Linked DNA regions of Mus musculus: regions 2 and 3 are each linked to region 1. A link is a loop called in an ENCODE intact Hi-C map of the cell type or tissue named here. Cell type or tissue: left cerebral cortex. All regions are shown on one strand.

The links. Hi-C counts contacts between places; a loop is a spot of excess contacts. Peaks named below come from ENCODE experiments on the same cell type or tissue, not always from the same donor. Only the 100,000 strongest peaks of a DNase experiment are listed, where the experiment ranks them.
Region 2: a loop joins it to region 1, with 9 times the contacts of the local background. A loop is called at or near these places in 33 of 42 quality-filtered maps.
Region 3: a loop joins it to region 1, with 2.6 times the contacts of the local background. A loop is called at or near these places in 11 of 42 quality-filtered maps.

The regions. Positions count from the first base shown.
Region 1 is chr4:150,463,733-150,468,732 of GRCm38, forward strand. It overlaps Rere (arginine glutamic acid dipeptide (RE) repeats), which reads left to right. Exons shown (of 23, transcript NM_001085492.1): 5 at 4,963-5,000. It overlaps Gm52709 (a long non-coding RNA gene), which reads right to left and starts at 3,697. Exons shown (of 2, transcript XR_003955312.1): 1 at 1-3,697. In left cerebral cortex, a CTCF peak has its summit at 2,266; a DNase peak (open chromatin) is centred at 2,242.
Region 2 is chr4:150,344,645-150,349,644 of GRCm38, forward strand. All of the region lies in intron 1 of Rere (arginine glutamic acid dipeptide (RE) repeats), which reads left to right. Among named protein-coding and RNA genes, the nearest start is that of Rere, 65 kb to the left of the region's middle. In left cerebral cortex, CTCF peaks have their summits at 867 (motif pointing right), 1,108 (motif pointing right) and 2,837 (motif pointing right); DNase peaks (open chromatin) are centred at 2,457 and 2,853.
Region 3 is chr4:150,364,007-150,369,006 of GRCm38, forward strand. The region is part of intron 1 of Rere (arginine glutamic acid dipeptide (RE) repeats); the gene reads left to right. Among named protein-coding and RNA genes, the nearest start is that of Rere, 85 kb to the left of the region's middle. In left cerebral cortex, a CTCF peak has its summit at 3,053; no DNase peak of the experiment used is centred here.

The sequences.
Region 1 (5,000 bases):
ACCTCCAAGAAGGCCACACCTACTAACCCTTCCTAAACCATCCACCCACTGGGAACCGGACCTTCCAATGTCTGAGCCTGTGTGTCCATTCTCAGGCAGAACCCCAACTCTCCACCTCTGCTTTACACCCCGTAGCTGGTGTTAGGGAGTCCTGTGACTTCCCTCTTTGTTCCTCTACTTGGGTGTCACCATTACTGTCAACTGCCGCTCAGTTATTAATAAGATGGCAAATTTAAACTTGTTAAAGCTTGAGTTTTGATAAAAGAAGTTCTTAAAATAGTCAAGCTTTGGTGGAAACTTAGGGAAACCAAGCAGCTTCCTACTAAGTTGATTGTGAACAAAACATTTTCTCTCCCTGTAATGGGAGAGATTCTATGGATCAAATAGAAAATTTGTGATTATGTTTATCTGGTATGACTGTAGCTCCTGGAGTAAACATAATATTTATATGGGAATTACTTTTTAGTTGCTTATCCTGTAAAATTGAGCCTCACAGCCCAAAGTTTGGACTTTTTCAAAGCCTGTGTTTAATTTAGTACATTAGTCAGTATCTTCCAGAGAGACAGAACCAATAAGAAGTGGGTAGGGCAGGGTGTGGTAGGGATGGCTCCCACCATTATGGAAGTAATGAGGTTTTACCTTGGGCCCCCTGCACACTGGAGACCTGGGGAAGCGAGTAGCATAGCTCAGCGGCTCTGGGGACTTGAGAGTCAGAAGCTGTAGATGCTGTGGAGCTGAGGTCACCACCCTCTCAGCTCCAGGATTGGCCTTTGCTTTGCACTTATTTTGTACAGGCCTTAAGCTGATGGGTTCACACTGCCATTGTTAAGGTCACTCACTCACTGGCCTCCAAAGGTACCTGTACAGACACTCACAGCTGAAGTACATTGCTGTCTATCCTTTAGCCACTCAAGATACCGCGTATTAACCATGCCAGTCAAGAATGCTGTGAGTGGCAGATGGCCTTACTTTGCTGTGTTTGTCTCACATTTCAAATCTCTTTGCGTATATGCCATCCATGTGTCTTTACTATTAAGGACAACACAGCCAAGCATCATGCCATGCACCTGCAGGCTTGCACTTGGCAGTGGAAACAGGACAAAGAGTTGAAGAACAGTAAGTCCAGTGATAGCCTGTGGGCACACACCCCTCGCCCAACCCAGCAAATAGCCATACCTGTCTTTGGTGGGTTGCTTAGCTCTGTGGTGTCTGACCTCCTGACCTTCATTTTTGTCTGAATCTCAGATAGTGAATGGGAAAGTCTTTACTTCCTACTGTGTCTTTTTTTCTTCAGAAATACTGCCCAGGGTACCTTCATCCTGGAAGTGTCTCTTCTTAGTTCGGGACTTAGTGAAGGTGATAAATTTATGTGAGGTTTATGTTTGTGTTCAGTTGTATCAATAGTAAATAAATAGTGAGCACACTGTTAGAAACACTTGATCTGCTCCTGGAATTAATTAGATTTATGTATGTAAGTACACTGTAGCTGTCTTCAGACACACAAGAGGGAATCAGATCCCATTACAGATGGTTGTGAGCCACCATGTGGTTGCTGGGATTTGAACTCAGGACCTCTGGAAGAGCAGTCAGTATTCTTAACCGCTAAGCCATCTCTCCAGCCCATCTTAGAGTTCTTAAAGTGATGAAGCCCACAGCTCCAGAGCCTTGAGTCTGAGAAAAGGAAAGCCTGTGTCTGCAGAATAGCGACAGCTTTCATAGGAATGGACCCAGTTTTCCCAGCCAGTGAGGGCGGCACGGAAAGCTGAGGCTGTGTGCTATTTGCAGAGTTGGAGCTTAGGGCATTGTAACAAGGATTCAGACCCAGGGAGTTTGGTAAGCCATATGATTCCTGGATTTATTTTTTGGTTTTAGTTTTTGGTGTTTTTGAGCAAGTTGTTAACTTATAAAGAGTAGGAATCAGAGGAGGCCTTCCCATTATTAATGTCCAGCAACCCCCAGTGTGCTGTGGCCTTTGACCTGAGAGCTCCTGCTGCAGTAGCAGTGTCCTCCAGAGAAGATGTAACCCTTCGGATGGTAACACTAAGTAAAGTCAGTGAAGAGACAGACACACTGTAGTTACATTTTGTGTGTTGGTCCTGTTCTGTGGGAGACATACAGTTATAAACATGGAGAGACCCTAGGAATCGACTGACCTTCCATCCCTTCACTTTTTCTTTCATTTGACTCTACCTTTGTTTTGCTATAGTTGTGGAAGTGTTTATGTTTTTGACACAATACTGCCGCCCCCTGGCCAATGGGCAAGACTGCATCAGGAGCTCTAGGAGGTTTTTCAGAGTTACAGGTCTGCTTATAAGCAAGCCAGAGTAGGTGTTTTGTTTTTGTTTTTGTTGTTTTGTTATATGGAATCAGTGGGCATGTGTGCGTCAGTTGGTAACTAGTAATGTAGAAATAGCACATCTAACTAAGTTTCCAGTATATCTCTGGCTAGGTTCAGAAAAAAAAAAAAAAAAACAATTTACAGTTGCCAGTCATTGACTCCAAAGAGTCTTCTGATGAGTTCATGTTTTCGTGCGTCTTACAAGTGTTGCAGAAATGTGTGGATGCTTATATATTGGAGCCGGGTTGAGGGAGCGGCTGGTCACCTGCCTTCCCAGCTGCTCTGGGAAGTACTCATCATTGTGAGCCTGGAAAGGTTGCTGGAGGTCAGCGCCACCCCTTCCACAGAGCTCTCGGGATCTGCAGGGAGACCGGCTCCAGCCTCTCCACACAGGTTCCTGACAGACGATGGGCCTTTCCTTAAGCAGTCACCTGCTTTCAGGTGCTCTCTTTCCATTCTTACAAGTTCTTTAAATTATTCTCATTTTCCAGGACAAAACCCAGAATCTTAGAGCGTGGCCAGAGCCACACACATGGTGTGACATTGGGGGTCCATGGTGACAGGCTTTCCTGTGTTGTCTAGCGAACTGTGTCCTTTGTTCCATAGTGCTTGGGCCAGGTTTCATGTGATCATTCTGGCTGTTGTTTTTTGTTTTGTTAGTGTTTAAACCCTAAATAAAACAGATACAAATCTTTTAAGTCTATGTTTTTCAAGTACTTTGACTTCATTTTGTCCACACACACGTAGTTAGCAATGTTTAAAGACATTTTTCCTGCCATTGCTTAGGGAAGGTGCAGCATTTAACAGTGGCAAGGGGACGGAGTCATCAGGCATGTGTCAGCGCTGCAAACGTGGTGAGCTTGTGACTGTCTCAGTCATGGTCTTAAGTTTCTCCCCTCGGGATAAAATGGAAGGACAAGTGTTTCTCGTGGGTCTTGGCAGACTGAGCCTTCTGCCAGGTGTGGTCACGTGTTCTGTTCTTTGGCTGCTTTAGCTGCGCTTGCCATGCCTGGTACATCCTACCTGTGAGTCCCTTTGTCTGTGGTCATAGCTGAGTTAAAAACAAACAAACAAACCCCAGTGGTCAGACAGCGGCTAGGGTTCAACAACTTCTCAGCACGAACATGGAGTGTTCTGTGCTACATGCTGGTATCCGACTCCATCTGTCTTTCTGGTCTCTACTTTTGCTGAGAAAGCATCTCTCCCATCTTCCCTCAGGATACACAGCTGTGTCATGGTCTCCCACAGAAGGGGGCTGCTCCTTTCTTTGAACAATGACTTCAGCACTTTTTCTGTGACCTTCTCATACTGTTTGTCATCAATGTTTCTTCTGTAGAATAAACAGTACAGACTAATGTTTTTTCCAGTAAACTTTTCAGAGTAAAAATATGAATGCTAAAACCTAAGGCCTATACATCGTGCCTATCCTTTGTGTGCATGGTCTGCTTAATGTGAGCCCATAGGCAGTGCCCTTTTCCTATAGCCATGCTTGTTTAATAGTTGATGCAAAGAATCGTGGGTTGTGTGGTATGTACTGTGGGACAATACTCTGCATTCTCAGTTATATTGACATTTAAGGCAGTTTTTGCCTGCCCTTGCTGGTCCTGTAATGCAGACTAGATTGGTCCCTTCAGTAAACCAAGATATGTCTTCCTTTATTAATGATGGTCCCTGGTGTACTTCAGAATTCATCTGTCTTCTTTACAAATATGAGGCGTTTTTTGAGCTTTGGCCACTATATTTGTGGCCATTGAGCTTCTGAGAAGTTAGAAGCTATCCAGAGGGACATTACTGCCTTACCTCAGGTAGTCATGAAACAGAAGGGCTCCCTGGGTTGAGCTGTCTCACAACCTAACATACAAGTAGTTGACTCCAGACTGTACCCTGTAGCCTTCAAACAGAAGAGGCAATGGCCACTGTCTTAGCTAGTGATTGAGGAGAAAACAAAGTTAACTTTTATATGCTTAGTTTCTAGGACAATGATGGACAGGAGGGTCTTTGTTTTGTTTTGTTTCTTTTCCAGCAGTAATGCATAAGCTATTCTATTCTGGGATCAGAGGTAAATGAGGCAGGTCCTATTGTTGTGTGTACATTCTCATCACCACCTACTGTGCGTGGTGTGCTTCATCATTTTGGCATGCAGCAGTGACTTCCATACAGTTCTGTGGCCCACAGTGAAGGGAGAATTTGAGACAGTTTGTGACAGGCAAACCTTGGAGGGGAAGAGACTGTCAGGTGTCTCTGGGTAAGTTCTTTCTAGCTTGTTACTTTTAATATGCCTCAGTAATGTGCTCTGGCTATTATTATTTACCAAAATGGTTAAGGATTAAGGTAGAAGTACGTTCTAATGTAGTGATCTTTATTACCATTAAGGGAAAATGTAATAATGAATTAGTCACACTGAGAAGCTTCAAGACCTAGGTGTCTTGTCTCTGAGATGAGCAGTTGCAGGGTTGCAGCAGGGTTCCGATCTGAGGGCCTGGGGCCTGGGGCAGGGGATTCTGCTGTTAGTCCTGTTCCTGCTGCCTGCCTGTCCACCGTTGCAGGGCTTTTGGTCGTAGGTATGATGTGCACTTGCAGGCACCTGAAACCTGTTCCTAACGCTGTTAGATTTTCCTTTTCAGAGTAAGAGGGACCATCTACTCATGAACGTCAAATGGTA
Region 2 (5,000 bases), 120 kb before region 1:
TGATACAGTTTTGGTAGCGTGTGGTGTTCTGAGGTTGTTAGGTGACTCACAGCAAGAGAGAACTAACTTGAGACCCAAAGGATGGTGGCTAATCTTTGTTGTCAAGTTGTGGAATCAACTGGGCTTAACTGTGAGGGATTTCCTTAATTGGATCATTTGAGGTAAGAAAACTCACCCTAACGCTTGACCATGCCTTCTGGCTGCTGCCCAATGCCACAGAAAGAAGATGGGAGAAGGAAGCTTTGCTTTTCCTGTGCTTGCCTTCACTCTCAGTGGCACTGTCTGTCCTGTTACTGGTCTGTCCTGCCGTCCCTTCTCTGTCCCCTCCCCTGCTAGAACCTACTTTTAGGAATTCTAGCATGCAGTGAAGACCAGCAGTTCTTTAGGAAACCCTCTGTAACTCTAGCATCAGACACTGAGAATGTTGAGGCATCCAGTCCTATGGAGTGAACAGTTACTGGATTCTTGTCCTTTGCTTCAGGAGATAGCATTGTTGTACCATCTAGACCACAGCCTTTTAATGTAAAAATTATATTCCTTCTGTTCCTTTTGAGAACCCTGACTGAAAAGTGGGTGTCACAGTGAGGAAAATGGAAGTCTGTTTTGGGCAGAGGGAACCCATGTGTGATGATGGTCCAGAGGCAGAACAGGATAAACAAGCAAAAGAGACATCATTGCACATGTCAAATTCAGAGCTCCTAATTTCTGGAGCAAAGATAAGGGAAGGGAGGGTCTGTGTAGGCATCTCTTTCTTTCTTTCTTTCTTTCTTTCTTTCTTTCTTTCTTTCTTTCTTTCTTTCTTAAGATTTATTTATTTTATGTATGTGAGCACACTGTTGCTATCTTCAGCCACTCCAGAAGAGGGCATCAGATTTGAAATAATATTTTTTCCCATTTTTTTTAATTTAAATTTTATTTTTTAAAGATTTGTTTGTTTTGCCGGGCGGTGGTGGCACACGCCTTTAATCTCAGCACTTGGGAGGCAGAGGCAGGCGGATCTCTGAGTTCGAGGCCACCCTGGTCTACAAAGTGAGTTCCAGGACAGCCAGGGCTACACAGAGAAACCCTGTCTTGAAGAACAAACAAACAAACAAAAAGATTTGTTTTATTTATATGACCACACTGTAGCTGTCTTCAGACACACCAGAAGAGGGCATCAGATCCCATTACAGATGTTTGTGAGCCACCATGTGGTTCCTGGGAATTGAACTCAGGACCAGGAAGAATAAATAGTCAGTGCTCTTTAACTACTGACCCATCACTTCAGCCCAGTAATAATTTTTAAAGAAGAAAAAGAAAACACTGGACTTGTCATTGAATCTCTTGAAAAGCCTAAGGTGAAGAGTCCTATTGAGTCTGTTACACTGTCAGGTCTTCCTGTGAGTCCACATCATTTCATCTCCAGTATTAGGATGTAGTGGAGATGGAGCTCATAAACACAGCATCCTCTAAGTGTCCGTCTGGAGAAGGCTGACGGGTGTGTCAGTGCTGGCTATAGGAGTATCCAGTCTCAATTCTGTCATTGTGGGAAAGCAGGCTTGTGTAGATAGGTTCATGTGTACAGCTTTACTTTACAAACCCAGGCCGTCGTCATTGCTGACCTGTAGCGCTCGCAGGCGTTTTGTCTTTCACACTCCCTCCCTCCCTCAGCTCATCTACTGCATTGCAGTGGAACCTCAGATTACTTTTTTTGTTTGTTTTTTGTTTTGTTAATCTTTTGAGATGGGGCTTCTCTGTATAGCCTTAGCTGTCTTGGAACTTGCTTTGTAGACCAGGTTGGCCTCAAACTGAGAACCCAGAGATCCACCTGCCTCTTCCTCCTCAGTACTGGGATTAAAGATTACCCACTTTCAAGATTACTTTTATTAGGTGATTTTCAAAAGTAAAAATGGACATTTAGGTATGAAGCATTAGTTTGGTTTCCTATTTCAATTTTTTTTTTTTGGAGTATTGAATATAAAGGTCTGGGCCCCTCAATGATTTCCCCATATTCACCTGAAAGATTTCTTTTGTGCACTGGCAAGAATTAGGATAGCTGTTCAGAAACAATAACACTGTCAGGAGCAGTGATGGTTCTCTTTAAATCTTTTTTTCTTTCTTTTTAGGAGGACGACAAATGTAGATTAAAACAAGCCCTGGTCACTCACTGTGACAAGCAAGGCCCCACCCACCCAGTACTGCCAGTGGTGCACATTAATGAATAACATTAATGAATAACTTTTGATTAGCTCTTCAGTATCAGGAATTGCAGCTTGTTTACTTCCTGTCCTTACCGTGTTGCTTATTGCGTGCTCAGGAAAAGTGGGCCTTGGAGTGTGTGCTTTGACACAGGTCTTAGTGGCCATGGCTTCTCATTAGCTCCTCAGGATCCCTTTGGAATCCTGGTTGCCTGGCAGGAGGAGAGGCAGGAGCTGTGAGGAGCTGCCTGGGCTGATGAGAGCTGGGGAAGGGGGAGGGGGAGAGGGAGGAAGGGGGGCTGGTTCCCTGGTGGGAGCGGTGGCTCTTTTGGCTGAGCTTGTGCTCCTGGCTCTGGGAGCTAATTAGTATATGCTCCAAGTGGTCTTTGTTTTATGGATAGCTTCAGTTTGAATTCTTTTAAAACTTTTTAAAAGAAATGCAAATTAGAAAATTCTGTTTTGGGTACAGTCCTTTCTCTTTTGGCAAGTATTTTTGACCTTTAATAATAGTAATTGAAATATTATAGGCTTTAATAACAACTACTACTAATCCACTAAAAAGGTCAGCCTACAATATTAGAATACTGAGCACTTGTGTAATTAGAAGAGTTTTATAATTAGTGTTTAATTATTTCAAGGCTAAGAACAGTATCAGAAGGAGACTCTAGAGGGCAGTGCAGCTCAGCGTATTCGTCCTCTTGCCTCTTAAGTTTTCATTTGGAAAAACAATCCAGGTATTTGCTTTGGGATCTTCCCACATGGTTTTCCAGGTTTTTGGAAATGTAAGTTTTGGAAAGAAGTGATCTGGTTTGTCTTAAAAAGTTTGTTAGATAATACATCATAATGATTTGACCTTAGAGAATGACTTTGCCTGGTATAAACACACTGCCATATAAAAGCTGGGATTTTTATTGACTCGCTCAGTTGAACTGAATTTGCTTTTTGGGCATTTGTGGAACAAATGCAAAAGGAAGGGAATAGCTGGTGTTTGCAAGCCTTTCTTAGGTAGGAACTAGGCATACCCTCTGCTAGAAACTGACATTTTCAACAACTGAGTGGAAATTGTAAATGCCCAATGGATTGATGTCTTCCAGTGCCAAATGTTCCAGAGTTCCTTAGGTATTATGTGCACTACATTCAGCAGTATTTCAAAGGTATTAAACCAATCACTTCCTCTTTAATTTATTTACCTTTAGGGGTTAAACTAATGGTCTCATATATTGGCATAGGCAGGTCTTGGACTTAGAATTCTTTTTTCCTTAGCCTCCTGTATACCTGCAATTACATGTATGTGCCAATAGGCCTGATCTTTCCCTCAGAGTCTTAAAGGTGTGTGGTGTGTATATTCCAGGGAATTCTAGTCCATGCATCATTGTTGTTATTACTGTTTTCTTCCTCTTCTCCCCCTCCCCTCCCCTCCCTTTCCCCCTCCCCCTCATCCCCCCTTCGTCCCCCCCCCCCTTCTTCTTTGGATTGAACTTAGAGCCTTGCACAGCATATAAGGCAAGTGTTTTAAGCATTGAAGTATGTCTTTAGCCATTTATAAATTTTATTTCGGGATAGAGTTTTGTTAAACTGTTCACTTTGATCTTTGCATGCAGTCTAGGCTGTCTTCAAACTTGTGTTCCTGCTCCCTCATGTACTTTTGAGTCATCTGAGTAAGCCATCAAGTCTGTCTGGAAAGAACTGTTTTCAAGTCTAAATGAGCCTTTAAAAATTATTATATACATTTATTTATTTAGAAAATACACATAAACACAGAGAGAGAGAGAGAGAGAGAGAGAGAGGATGATTTGTTTTTTTTCCTTAAAAAAAATGGTTGTAACTCTTTTAGGTCAAAGCTCTGTTCAGTCTAATAACAAGCCTAACCACAGGTAGAAAATGATGGCAGTCAAAAGACAGCTGGTGGGAGTCAATTCTCTCCTTATCCCATGTGTCCCAAGGGATCTACCTTAGGTCATCAGGTTTGGTGGCAAGTGCATTTACCATCATTCCAGCCTCTAAATGAGTTTTTGTCTGTGTGTGTGTGTGTGTGTGTGTGTGTGTGTATGCAGCATGTATATGGAGGCCGGAAGAGAGTGTTGCCTCCCTTGCAGCTGTTGTTGCAGGCTCTTGTGATCTGCCTTGACATAGGTGCTTAGAACCAAATTTAGGTCTTTTAGAAGAGCAGAAATTACTTTAATCAGTGGCCCAGCTCTCTAGCCCCATATGCTTTAGTTTTTTGTGATAGAATTTTACATAGCTCTGGCTGGCTTTGAACTCTTGATTCTTCTGTCTCGATTCTCTTACGTGCTGGGATTGTTGACTTGTGCCATCAGGACTGGCTAAAACAAAGCTATTCAGTTGCATTTATTAGCTGTATCGAATTCCAGTTTATCACTCTTGCTGGGAAGCCTGCCTGTTAAAGCACACTAATATCTGCAGATTCCTGTACAAGCACAGGCAGGGCAGATGAGCAGACTGAGAGGCCGCTTAGGGGCTCCACAGGGAGCTCAGCTGAGTGCCTGTGCCCCTGCCTGTCACCCAGTCCCTGTGGTTAAATTAAATTGTTGTTGGACCTATAACAGGTACAGCCATTTCTTTGGAAAGAAACCGATTAAGAGTTCAAATGATAATCCTATGTGGGGCTGGTGTTACGAGCTCTGGCTGCTCTTCTGAAGGACCCACATGGCAGCTCACAAGTGTCTGAGGCTCCAGTTCCAGTGGACTTGTCACCTTCACACAGACACACATGCAGGCAAGGAATAATAATAATAATAATAATAATAATAATAATAATAATAATAATAATAATAACAACCCAGTAAATTTTGTTTTAAAACG
Region 3 (5,000 bases), 100 kb before region 1:
AGATAGTGTCATGTGTTTCTAGGTGGTTCTGTAGCACTTGATACATAGAAACAAACAAGGCAGTTAATTTTACATGTACTTTAGAATGTAAATAATAGTTTTTTTTGCTTGTTTGTTTATCTATCTATCTATGCATGTTTTTCAAGACAAGAGTTTCTCTGTGTAACCCTGGCTGTCCTAGAACTCACTCTGTAGACTAGGCTGGACTCAAACTTAGAGATCTGCCTGCTTCTGCCTCCTGAGTGCTGGGATTAAAGGCCCTCCATGCCTGGTTCTTTATTAGAAGCAGAGGCTCACTGTATAGTCTTGACTTCCCTGGGACTTATTATTGTAGACCAGGCTGGCTTTGAACTAATAGAGACCCACCTGCCTCTGACTCATAAATACTGGGAATAAAGGTGTGTGCTATCATGTCTGACCAAGGATTTTCTTTTAAAAAGGAAGAATGTGCTGTTACCATTTAATGCTAGAACAACAGGAACTCTGGAATCTTTTGGGGGAGCCTGGAACCTAGAGACCATTTTGATTTGGGGTGGGATGGGTTGTGAAGGTCCATAGCAATCTTAGCTTTTGTACGTGGGAGTTAAATGGAAAAATAAAATTTTGGAATTTAACACGAAAGCAGCTTATAGTGAATCTTTTCCACTCATAAGAGATAGCAGAATGTGTTGAGGCAAGGCTAGTATGTCTAGGACTAGGTATATTAGGAGGGGTAGTCAGAAGATAGCTTTAGAGAGGAAAGAGACTGAGGAGAGTCCCACAGCCAGTAGGCTGTGCCAACAGCACCTACTGTGGCTGGCCCAGCCTTTAAGCTCTGACTAGCAAGGTGAGCTAAGAGTTCCTAGTTTTCCCTCTAGAGAATACATTTGTGCACCAAAACAAGACTTCTCATGGAAGTTTGTTGTAAGAGTATTTATAACAGGAAAAACAAATCCAGAAACTCTGTGTTAACAGCCTCAGGAAGGAATTTCCTAATTACTGTACGCCCACACTGTAAAATTCTGTGCAGTTGTGATCAGGAATGTGGTGTTGATGGCTAGGTGTAAAGTGAGAAGAACAAGTTGCTATAAACAGTAGGATTTAATTTCTGTGAAATAAAAATCAACAGAATGAACCATTGGACAAATGAGCATGCACGGTCATAGAGATGTATGCAGATTCACAAATGGAGAAGAGAACCTGGAGAGACTTTAAGCCATTGAATAGAGCTGTTTAGTTTCTTTTATAGGAAGTTATAACATTTTAATTAAAAAAAAAAAAGTCTAAAAGAACTTCAAAAAGAAATACAGTTTTGTGTTTTGTTTTTGTTTTTTTGAAAACTGTTAAGATTTTCCAAGTTGGTGACATTTTGGTAGCTTGGAAAGAAGAAAGCTAATTTATATAAACTTAACTAATATGTGGCCATAAGACCATATATTAGAAAAACTTAAAATTTCTTGTTTTGTTTTGTTTTGCTTTGTTTTGAGATAGGGCATCTTTATGCATCCTTGGTTGTCCTTGAACTTTCGCTGTAGACCAGGCTGACCTCAAACTAAAAAATCTGCCTGCCTTTGCCTCCTTAGTGCTGAGATTAAAGGCCTGCACCACTACTGCCTAGCAACTTAATACATTTTATTTCATAAAGTATATACAACTTTTCTAGGTTTAAAAAGAAAAAAGGTGTTAAGGGGCTGGAGAGATGGCTCAGTGATTGGGAACACTTACTGCTCTTGCAGAGGACCTGGGTTAGTCCCTAGGACTTACATAGCGTAGCCCATAACTGCTGGGCCTCTACCTTCAGAGCACCTGACTTTCCTGGTTTCTGTGGGTGCCTGGCGGACTTATACACATAGAAGCAATTCAGCGTTCAAATTGAAGACATGATCTCTTAATCTGGGGAAAATACTTACAGTAAATAATGATCTTTCCCCTTAAAATTAGTTAATTAATTAATTGAGAAACAAGTCTCACCTTATAGCACAGACTGGGCTTGAACTTGCAGAGTTCCTTTTGCCTCTTCCTTCAAAGAGTTGGGACTACAGATATGTGTCACCATTCCTGGCTTCTTTATTTTTTCCCTTTTACTCATTTTTAAAGTTAGCACTGCCGAGTTTGTTTGTTTGTTTATATTTTTTGAAACAAGGTATCTTTAGCCATGGCTGTCCTGGAATTTGCTATGACACCAGGCTGGCCTGAAATTCAGAGAGATGTGACTGCTTCTGCCTCCTTAGTGCTAAAATTAAAGGCCTATGCTACCATACTTGAGAATAAGTCCATATTCTACGTAGTAATATTTTTTCAAAATTTCCCTTACTGACTGGTACTAGAGAACTGATTCAGTTAATGTGTGCTTGCTTGACTTGGGTATTTTGTTTTTCTAGGTTTTTTTTTTGTTTGTTTGTTTGTTTGTTTTGTTTTTTTTCCCCCTACAGGAGTTCATGAAGTCCAGGTTAACCTTGACCTTGTGGTTCTCTTTCTCTCATCTTCCAAATGCTGGGATTACAAAGTTTCACTGTCTTCCCTAGTTAGTGGTTGTTGATGATGTTGTTGGCCATCGTTTAAAATGTTACATTAAATAATATAACCTTTCTTCCTCTTTCCTGGTCTTGAGGAGTAGCCAAACCTCCCGTCTTTCTAAGATGCAGTTAAGATTCTTCTTTGCTACGGCAGAGCAGTGTGTGGAGAGGATAGACATGGAGCAGTAGTAGGAAGTTGAGAGTCTTTAATAACATGGGCCCTGTTTAGCTGTTGACAGAGTGTGCTTCGTATTTTCCCTGTGGGCAGTTCCTGGTCATAGCTTTAATGTTAGTTTAGTAGACTTTGGATTTAATTATAACTGCTAGGATAAAGTCAGATGCCAGCTCACTTGGCTGCATGCTGAGGCCTGTAGAGTATGGAATGCTTTGCTCCTAGCTGCATCTGCAGTCTCCTCTCATTATCTCTTAATGGTATTCAACTTGACAGGGTTGTTTTGATGATAGGTGAAGGTTGTTAGGAAACCAGGAACTGGATATGGTGTGGAGTGGAGCTTAGTGCAAAAGGAAGTGATACCTGATGTGGCCAGAAGGAGATACTGTAGGCATCAAGTGCTGCCCTGTGCAGTGCTGAGAGCAGTCGTGGATAGCAAGTCTCGTGAGGCTGGGCATACCTAGCACTGTTTCACTCATACCATGCAACAGTCTTTGTTGTGTGCTAAAACTCCTGAAAAATGTGTAGTTTTGTTATATTAGCTCTTTTTTTTTTTTTTTAAAGATTTGTTTATTTATTTTATCTATATGAGTACACTGTAGTTGTCTTCCGATACAACAGAAGAGGGCCTCAGATCCCATTACAGATGGTTGTGAGCCACCATATGGTTGCTGGGAATTGAACTCAGGACCTTTGGAAGAACAGTCAGTGCTCTTAACCACTAAGCCATCTCTCCAGCCCCCTATATTAACTCTTATTTTCTTCTGCAGATGCCTTAATTGCAAACGCCTATCAATTAGGTATAAGGCAAAGCCTTTGCTTTGAGTGATGTGGAGGTAGGCTTGGAATGGTCTCTGATCACTACCGGGAGCTTTTAGTCAAAAGAGCCTTTGAATAGACTTCTATGACAGGGAAAATAGAGGAAAAAGTGAACACAAAATTCATCTCACTCTTCATTCCTCCCTAGAATAGGGAATAAAATACCCATGAAAGGAGTTGCAGAGACAAAGTTTGGCGCTAAGACAAAAAGATGGACCATCCAGAGACTGCCCCACCGGGGGGTCCATCCCATAATCAGCCACCAAAAGCAGACACTATTGCATATGCCAGCAAGATTTTGCCGAAAGGACCCAGATAGAGCTGTCTTTTGTTTGGCTATGCCACTGCCTGGCAAATACAGAAGTGGATGCTCACAGTCATCTATAGGATGGAACACAAGGCCCCCAGTGGAGGACCTAGAGAAATTACCCAAGGAGCTGAAGGGGTCTGCAACCCTATAGGTGGAACAACAATATGAACTAATGAGTACCCCCAGAGCTCGTGTCGCTAGCTGCATTTGTAGCAGAAGATGGCCTAGTTGGCCATCATTGGGAAGAGAGGCTCCTTGGTCTTGCAAACTTTATATGCCCCAGTACAGGGGAACGCCAGGGCCAAGAAGTGGGAGTGAGTGGGGAGGGGAGCAGGGCGCGGGGGGGGGGGGAGGGTATAGGGGGACTTTCGGGATAGCATTTGAAATGTAAATTAAGAAAATATCTAATAAAAAAATTAAAAAATTCATTGCACTACTCTTTCTTTGAGCAGAATTTGCAACACAGTCATATATAAGAGAAATTTGGAAGACTGAATATGTGCACAAAGTGCTTTCAAAATTTTGTATTCTGTTTACATTGCTCAATATGAGTATCTATTGCCTAAATGTCAGAAGTAGCAAGAGCTGATTTTGAATTAATAGTGGCTTCTGGATCTCACTAACTCTTTGCTTTTGGTTTAGTGTTTTTGGGAGAGGGTCTCACTATGTAGCTCTAACTGGCTTAGGATTCACTATGTAGATCAGGTTTCCTGCCTGCCTCTGTTTTTCTAGTGCTGGAGTTAAAATCATATGCTATCACTCCTAGCTCCTCATTAACTCTTAAAAAGCCTGTCCTTGCAAATAGGATACAAGTTGGGCCTCAGAGTCTATGTAAATCACTTTAGGACCAATGTTTGCATCATTATAACATGGGTGGAAAATCTTGCTTCTTATTGGGCTTTCCCCCCTTCTCTTCTAACATTTTACTCTGTGGTGGAACACATCTGTGCCATGTGTACACTTGGGATGGTCAAAAGACATCCTGGCAAGACATCCTGGCAAGTCAGTTCTTTTCTATGTGTTAGTCCCAAGTATTGAACTCAGGTTGTCAGAGTTAGTGCAAGTGCTCTTGATCATTGAGTATCTTACCAGCACCTTTATTAGACTTTTACAGGCTGAGAGAAGATACACTAATTTGCTGGAAGCTTGTTATTTGAGATGCTGATCATATGAAAGGGGCATCTAGGAGATTCTTTCTATTATA